Regions from separate parts of the Homo sapiens genome. Here region 2 is linked to region 1. A link is a contact called in ENCODE Hi-C or POLR2A ChIA-PET data. All regions are on one chromosome and are shown on one strand. The core of a region is the stretch at or near the end of the contact, and the rest is flanking DNA. Distances in the headings are between cores, read along the strand shown. Region 1 overlaps MIR3681HG (MIR3681 host gene). Region 2 holds the start of MIR3681HG (MIR3681 host gene).

The links. Hi-C counts contacts between places; a loop is a spot of excess contacts on that map. ChIA-PET counts read pairs that join two places held with the same protein, here RNA polymerase II (POLR2A). Pooled maps may share reads with other maps.
Region 2: a map with no recorded cell type shows a loop between it and region 1 (8-fold over the local background). The contact joins the promoter of MIR3681HG here to the enhancer-like site in region 1. A Hi-C loop is called at or near these places in 6 of 37 single-sample maps with no recorded cell type and 8 of 50 pooled maps. POLR2A ChIA-PET finds 5 or more read pairs at or near these places in 1 of 52 experiments (WTC11).

The regions. Positions count from the first base shown.
Region 1 is chr2:12,175,724-12,179,954 of GRCh38, forward strand. All of the region lies in intron 3 of MIR3681HG (MIR3681 host gene), which reads left to right. Among named protein-coding and RNA genes, the nearest start is that of MIR3681, 21 kb to the right of the region's middle. Within about 2 kb of position 1,975, at least 12 of the 41 ENCODE cell types and tissues checked have a DNase peak (open chromatin) inside an H3K27ac peak, as active enhancers do.
Region 2 is chr2:12,004,780-12,009,010 of GRCh38, forward strand. It overlaps MIR3681HG (MIR3681 host gene), which reads left to right and starts at 2,337. Exons shown (of 6, transcript NR_110196.1): 1 at 2,337-2,448; 2 at 2,968-3,064. RefSeq lists enhancers at 1,566-1,615, 2,124-2,418, 3,850-3,899.

The DNA of each region.
Region 1 (4,231 bases), core at 725-3,224:
GAGAATGACCGAAGGCGGTGGTAGTGGTATTTCCGTTTCAAGGCATGCAAAGAGGCGTGAAACAACATGGCAGTTTGGGAGAATTGTAAGTAGTTGTGCATTCGTTCAAAGAGAAGTGTTGAGTGAGAACACAGGGGCCAGATTACTAGGGTCTCGTATGATGAACTACTCTGGATGGAAGTGATCCTCTGGGCACTGGAAGACCCTGAAGAGGGTTAAGAAAGAGTGATCAGATTTGAATTTTATAAAGTGTTCAAGGAAGTGTGGCAGGGACTGCGGTTAGAGGCACACAGCCCATTTTCCAGGATGGCAGTGGTCTTGGCATGAGAAGGGTGAGCCAGGACTGTGGTCAGCATCTCACAGGGGATGAAGAAAAAGGAAAAAGTATCTGATGCTGAGAAAACAGAAAACGCAAGACTCAGTTTGCAGCAGATGAAGGAGAGAACAGGTCCAGAATCATTCCCGGTGTTTTGGATGACTTGACTAGGAGGCTGATGCCAGAGTTAGAGACAAAGTGGGTGCACACTCTGGGATCCTGGGTCCCATCGTGCAGAGGCTGCTGGCTCTCTGTAACCTGAGCTCAGAAGGATGGTCTGGAGGGGAGGCAGGAGAGGCATCAGTGTAGAGATGGGGACCCAAGCCAGGACAGTGAGTGAGAGCCTACAAAATGCAGAGGAAGTACAGCAGAGAGTTGGGGCAAGTTGGGGCAAAAATCTGGGTGGCCAGCAGCATACAAGAGATGTAGAGACAGTGGAGTCTGGAAGAAAAGTCTGGAAGGAATGATCTGATACACAGGAGGAAAACAAGATATGAATAGTCCCACCAAAACCAAGGGAGATGCTGTTTATAGGAAGAAGGTCTCTAACATTAGCTGCTGCAGAGACATGCCAGATGGTGAGGGCTGGACAGGTCTGGGCAGTGGCTCTATTGGAGAAAGTGAGCTGCAAACCAGGTTTCATCCTTAAAAGGAGTGTTTTGTCTTTTGTGATTGACATGATTCTCTGACTGATGTATCTAATTCATGATTTTTTTTTTCACAAATGCACATAGAGCTTTCAGTGTTACCCAGGTGAGCAATGCAGCAGGCAGGCTGCAGGCTCACATGTTGACACTCAGGTTCCACATGAGTACATGAATGTGACACAGCATTTCAGAACAACAAGAAAAAACGTGAACAAAATGAAAGAAAGAACTCCAACTGTCAATTTGATACTCAGAATTTAAAAATTCCCCAAATCTTATTAGAAATCAATAAAACTATGCCTAATTAGATGTAATGCGTCTTTCTTTTGAGAATGTAGGTTCATGGTCTCGTGGAACCAGTTCCTCCTGGTTTAAACAGAGTTATTGAAATGCAGGAAGGATGCTGGATGTCTGTGCTTCTTTTTTCTGAAAGGAACCTCTCAGTCCCTGGGTGACCCTGTGCTAATGAGTCTCCACTGGTGAGTCATCTCCCGGCCTGGACTCAGAGATGCTATCAGTTTCATTGAAGTCCCCACAGTCACCTCGGCTTCTCCAGCCTGCAACAGCTACAGGAAGGCCATTAGCTCAGCCGTGTGCCCTCCCTCCCCACACCACCCCAACTTGTCCCTCCTCTAATGTAATATTTGCAGACATGCCTGGCATTCGTTCCTAAAATGTATTATTCTACACACAAACACCCTTTGATCAGCTTGACAGGAAAACCAGAAGCATCACGTACATATTTGGTTTAGCAAAGCTGTAACGGGAACAGATGTCTCTGCAAAGACTATTTCAGAATGACCCTGAATGTGTCCTCTTTTTTTTTTTTCTGTAGAGAAATTATGGCCACATTTTTAATGATTCTTTCCAACTTGGAACTCTGCTGAGAGGTATCTCATTCATTCTCAGCCAGATTCCTGGCTCCCGGGCTGCAGTCCCGTGCAGGCTATAGGTTACTTGTTTGGAAGCATTTTCAGTGAATGAGGCCAGTCTGTGTTGTCCAGCTGGCAGGAGAGCAGCTGTGGACACATGGGGGAAATTGCACGTTTCTCCCTGTCACTAAGATGAGCCTGAGTGTCTCTCTTTCCTCAGGCAGCCAAGCAAACTTTCTGCTAGACCACACAGGCCCCAGTCACACTTACCCTGGGGCCCAAAGCAAAATTTTTCAGCTGCTGACAGGAAGAGTGTTTTTCTCTCTGGTTCTGTGAAGTCTGGAACCATGTGGCAGATGAAGTGGTTGCCTCAACTGGGTCACTGTTTGCTGGTCATGGGCTTCCACTGTGGAGCCAGCCCAGGGGAGGCCCAAATGGGAGGCAGCAGGGTGGGCTGCCCATGAGAAAAATGAACTGTTGAAAGAGCTGGACCTATTTGATTTGAACATCTGCACCATATCTTCCAGGATATTCTGTCCTGTCTACATTGTTGCCATTGACATGTCTTAGGTTGAATGACGTGATGGTGATAACAGATCATGAGATTTTCCTGTGTTATTTTTATGTTATGAGTGGTTTATTGAAGTGCAGTTAATATCCTCACTTGCTCTACCCTCCTTCTCTTGAAAGAGGTGATGATCCTATCTCTGCCCTCAAACTTTCTAGGTGAGGACTCGAGGGGTTGTGTGAAATTCTGGAGACTGTGCATTTGGTGGAAAGAGTATGGAATTTGAAACTGTGTAGTTGTGGTTTCCAAGGGTGGCTTTATCTCTTACTAGTTGTACAGACTTAGGCAAGTCACTGAAATTTACTGAGCACCAGTTTCCTCATCTGGGAAATGGAGATAACTGTCTACCTGAGAGATGAAGTATTCAACAGCTTGGCATCATGCCTGGGGCTTGGTAGATAATTCCTTCCCATCAGGCCCACCCCAGAGTTATGGGGTAGAGTCAAAGAGATGGACCCGAACTCCCTCCCTGTGTGGAGGAGCTGCTGTCCTCCAGGGGCGGTCAGTCAACAGGGACTGGCTTTCAATCCAATTCAGTCTAGCAGTGGAAGCTGGACTTGTAAGATAACAGCAATTAACATGAAGGCACCTACTATGTGCTGTGTTCAGACCTGACACACATTAACTCATTCAACGTTCACAGTAATCCTGCGAAGCAGGTCCTCTTATTATCCTTGTTTTACATGTAGAGGAACAGAATCTCAGAGCCGTAACAACTGGCTCAAGTCCACATGATCAGTAAGCAGAAGGGCTCAGCATCCAACTCAGACAGGCTGCCTCCAGAGACCAAGCTCATAACTACAATACTAACTGTCTCTGCTAAAATAATCTCTAAAACAATCTCAGACTTCAATTATCATTGCAGAATGCATTACATTCCAGGGTGATCACCTGCTACACATAACAGATCTTGACCCTTCACCCAACTGTTCAGGACATGTAGTAGGTCCTGCCCTCTGACCTCTCTTTCCAGCATGTACCCAGGGAATATATGCCTTGTTGCTGAAGCTGCAGGATGAAGGCGGTCCCACACTTCAATTTGGCTAGAAGACAGTTCTAAAAAATGAGGGAATGGCATAGCTTGGATTCACAAGTGTTTTTTTTTTTCTTCTTCTTTTTAATGCTATGCAGTTTTCCTCTCCAAATCTTGCACCAAGAGCTGTAATTATAAGATGATCATCATCATCCAAAAAAAAAAAAAAAAAAAAAAGAATAGAAGGTACTACACCTACAAACATTTAATTGTCCATGTAAATTAAGAGTTGTGAAATGACTTCAATGACTTCTACCTCTGCCTGGTGCACATTTCCCTACGTATATTTTCAAGAGAGAAGTTGAATGCCCTCCATAGAGAAATTCTCCTCTAATTTTATGAGCTAAAGGGGGAATTAGGGTGTGTTTTTCTCAGAAGCGATTTGGCTTTCTGCCTCCACCTTCTGCCAGACCCCAATTTCTGAACTTAGCCATGCCCCAGTTCTGATAGTTTGAGGAATGTGACTGTATGTGTGTGCAAATGTGTGTGTGTCTGTGTGGTTTAAAAAGTAATGATGGGATTCAATATAGAGCTCTTCTAGGTGTGGCATGGCTTTGACCTTGAATCCCACCTGGCCCTAGTGAACGGGCCTCTCCCTTGATTTGGTTATCTCATACCCTGGATTTGGTTCTGTGGCATGTCCAGTCCTAACCTCAGAGGCTTTGCTTTTTTACCCTTTAACATGTAGGAGGAAAGGAGTGTGTCACACTCTTTCAACTGAAAGATTAGTGCACTCACAGACCAAACACAGATTCACAGTCCCTTTATTCATAGTTTTAAAATCCAAAAAGCTCT
Region 2 (4,231 bases), core at 1,087-3,586, 170 kb before region 1:
GGGGTTTGTCACTGAGCGAATGTTTCAGTCCTTGATGTAAACCTTAGAGAAGGAAATGAGGGCTCATGAGATGGACCTTACTCATGTTTTATAGGTAAATTCTTCTAGAACAAACTCCCTGGGGTTGGCAGTCAGCCTGGCCCTCATTGAGGCCTGGTGAAGCCTGATGTGGATTCGTAGTGAGTAACTTGCCACTGTCCCGTAGGGTCAGGATGGAAGCCAGGCACCTGGGACCTGGGCTGGGAAGGGATGCCCAGGTGAGTCTGGACCTGGGGAGCAATAATTGCAAATGATTCTGTCCACGTAATTTTCCGTCCATTGTCCCAGAATGCTCCATGTCTTTTGTATGTTACAATCTAGGTTTCTCGGTGGTGGTAGACGTGATGGTAGTGCTATTAGTGGTAACGATATTGACAATAATAAAACACTTTTAAAGTGCTTATGAATATTTCTGGTACTATTCTGAATACTAAATGATAATGTATTTTGTCCTCACAATGCCCTTGTGAATGAGGAACTAATATTTTCCTGATTTTACAGGTTAGAAAATGAAGGGACAGAGAGGTTTCCTTTTTTTTTGACTAATTTCCTTAGAAAGGAAGTATATTACTTTGCTAGGGCTGCCATAACAAAATACCACTGACTGGGCGGCTGCAACAACAGAAATTTATTTTCTTGCAGAAAGGCGGCTGACAGTCCAAGATCAAGGTGCCAGCAGGGCTGGTTTTTCCTGAGACCTACTTCCTTGGTTTGTAGATGGCCATCTTATTGCTGTGTCTTCACATGGTCTTGTCTCAGAGGCATGCATGTCTCCAGCCAAATGTCCTCTTCTTGTAAGGACACCAGCCCTATTGGACTAGGACCCCACACTTATAACCTTAACTAAGCCTGTAAAGGCTCTGTCTTCAAATACAGTCACATTAGGGGCTAGAACTTTGACATGTGAATTTCATATCATAAATACAGAGAAGTGCAATTTGGTGGTAATAGCTAAGATGAATAGGAATTCTGATATGATTTTGAGACACATTCTCACTTAAAGTCTCAGCATATAAATAAAGTTTAATCACCTTGAAGATCAGACAGCTTCTTAAATATAATGATCCATTCTCAATTACCTATTAGTGGGAGGCCACGATAATAGAGAACTGAATTCCAAATATAATTAAAAATATTCGTGTCACTGCTTAGATGCCATCTCTTTCTTTACCAAACTTAAAAAAAGAAAAGTCTCTCCCCTAGAGCTCTTAAACCACATGATTCAGCTACTAACCGAAGCTCACCCTTTTGGATTTCCCCTGCTGTACTGTGGTCGAGGTGCTAATTAGCAGGGAAAGTGCCAAATGGCAGGCAGCCAGAGGAAAAGCAGAGAAGCTGAAAGACCTGCACAAACTGCAGGTTTGTGAGTTGCAAAATTGAGATATGCCTCTAATGAGTTATGTATTAAAGCCCCTCTGCCCCATGACAGCAACGTCACCCTGGCAGAGACCTCCAGTTTCCTTACCTGGTAAACGGGGATTATAATAATACCACATTCCCAGGCTTGCAGGGTATTAGACCAAATCAGCTAAGAGCAGCAGACTAAGAAACTGGTCTTTATTGAGCATATATTTTATGTCAGACACTTGGCAACATGATTCATTTAATTCTCACATTGATTCTATAAGGTAGGCATGGCTAGCTCCATTTTGTGGATGGGTAAACTGAGGCTGGAGAAACTTGCCAAGTGTCACATACCAATTACACTTGAACCTCACTCCAAAGGCTTTGCTCCTTCTACTGACCCGTGTTGCAGAAATGCCTGGCCTTTTGTGAGCACTCGGTAAATGTCTGTCATTGTTGGAGAGAAAAGGAAAAAAATTATCTCCTTGCTATGAATTTAAACAATATATTTTAAAGCTGCTGGGAGCCTTTTTGTCCTGGTTTTCTGCATCTGATTTACCTGTCCCATTTTAACCATTCATGTGAACATTGTTATGTAACTAGCACATGCTTTTACTGTGTATAACTTAGTGTTACATAAATCTAAAGGCTGCTGACTGCTAGCAATCTTTTAAATGTAATGAGCTGAAAGATTTGCTTTGAGCCTTGGGGCAGGATAGCTTTGGCTTAACCATTTGCTGAGTTCAGCTTTTAGGAGGATAAGTTTACTGCATCCCTTCAATAATCCAACTGAAGCCTGGATTCCAAGCAACTGTAGATGAGATTTAAGTCTCCAAGAATGTTAGAAACTTAAATAAAACAAGGCTTAAGCAGAAAGTCCTCACAATGGTGTCCACATTCCATCAGGATGACGTAATCGAAGGTTGGAACCAGGCGGCCTCTGCCTTTGTGTTCCGGGACCCCTCACTCAGTGCAGAGGGAAATTGACACAGCCATGATGAGGCCTGGCTCACAAGAGCCATAGTTACTGTAGGAGTTTCTGTGGCTAAATATGCTTAGCTATTGGTGGGTTTCTCAGCTATGACAATGGTCTCCGTAAAAACACAGAACAAAAATTTTTGGTTAATTGAGGTCAAATTTTGTGTTAAAGGAGGGTTAATTTCCCTCCCCTCTAAGAGAAGAGTCTCTATGTGTTTAAAAACATGTTAACATTTAGTCTTGTCTGTTTTGTTGATCAGTTGAAGTCAGAGCAATAAAATCCCAGGGGTGGAAAGGGTGCAAAGGGCCATTGGGTTCATTTCCCTCATTTGGAAGCCAAACACATGCAGGTGATGATCACACTGTCCTTGAGCTGGGTGCAGAGATCAGCTCTGCCACATGCTGTTTGTTAATTTAATAAGATGAAGTGTGGGACCCAGGCTGAGTTCCTCAACACATTTTTTCATCTGTAAAATGGGGATTATAAAAAATAATAGTACCTACCTTAAAGGGCTAGGCACAGAGCCGTAGATGAGTTAACATGTGTTTTGAACAGATCTGGGTATACTGTGGTGTGAAACATTTGCAATTCTTCTTATATTACAGAGGCAAGGACATGTGCTGGATGTGTATGCAGTCTTTGAAGCTGGAGAGGCCTGTGTTGGAAACTGTGCTCTGTCCCATGCCAGTTCCCTGACCTTGGGTAAGTCACATAAAGTGTGAGTCTTTTATTTTTTTCTAGAGTGGAAATGGGGCTATGAATTCCTAACACTGGTAGGATTATAAGGAAAAGGACAAGATTAAAGTAAACAATACATTATAAGCATGGTGGCTAGCACATGGCTAGTCTTCTCAATGAATATTTTTTAGAAAATATAAAAAGGATGAATATCGGATATCTTAGTAACTCCTTTAGCTTTAAGCACACATCTCTACACACAGCCACATACAAACGTATTGGCTACACATTGGACTCCTTTTTTTTTTTTTTTTTTGAGACAGGGTCTTGCTCTGTTGCTGAGGCTGGAATGCAATGGCACAAACATGGCTCGCTGCAGCCATGACCTCCCGGGCTCCTGATTCTCCCACTTCAGTCTCCTGAGTAGCTGTGATGACAGGTGCATGCCACCACACCTGGCTAGTTTTTTAATTTTTTGTAGAGATAGGGTCTTGCCATGTTGCCCAGGCTGCACATTTAACTACTTTTACTTTTTCCTTCTTAACTTCTTGACATATGGTAGAGAACACAACCTAAAGTCACCAAATAGGTGAAAAATCTAGATTTCCTTTTTTTTTTTTAAATTTTGTTTTTGACCCATTTCCTTAGAAAGGAAGTATATTCGTTTGTTAGGGTGGCCATAACAAAATACTATAGACGGGGTGGATTCAACAACAGAAATTTATTTTTGGCTAAAAATCCAAGATCGAGGATTGCATCTTTCCAATTTCTGGCAGGGCTGGTTCCTGCTTGGTTTGTAGACAGCCATCTTATTGCTGTGTCTTCCCATGGTCTTGTCTTTGTGGGCATGCATGTCTGTACCCAAATCTCTTCTTATAAGGACATCAGTCCTAGCAGACTAGGACCCCACACTAATAACCTTCATTAACTCTGTGAAGGCCCTGTCTCCAAACACAGTCACATTGGGGGTTAAGGCTTTGACATATGAATTTTGGGGACATAATTCATTTCATAAAAGAAAGATATCACTTTCTGCTTCCTCATTCATGTTGACTCATTCAGAGAAAATTTGTGGTATATTTACCATCTGCAAGCCACAGAAAGGCCTCAGAAGAAACCGGCCGTGCTGACACTTTGATGGTGGACTTGTAGCCTCCAGAATTGTAAGAAAATACATTTTCTTTTGGTTTA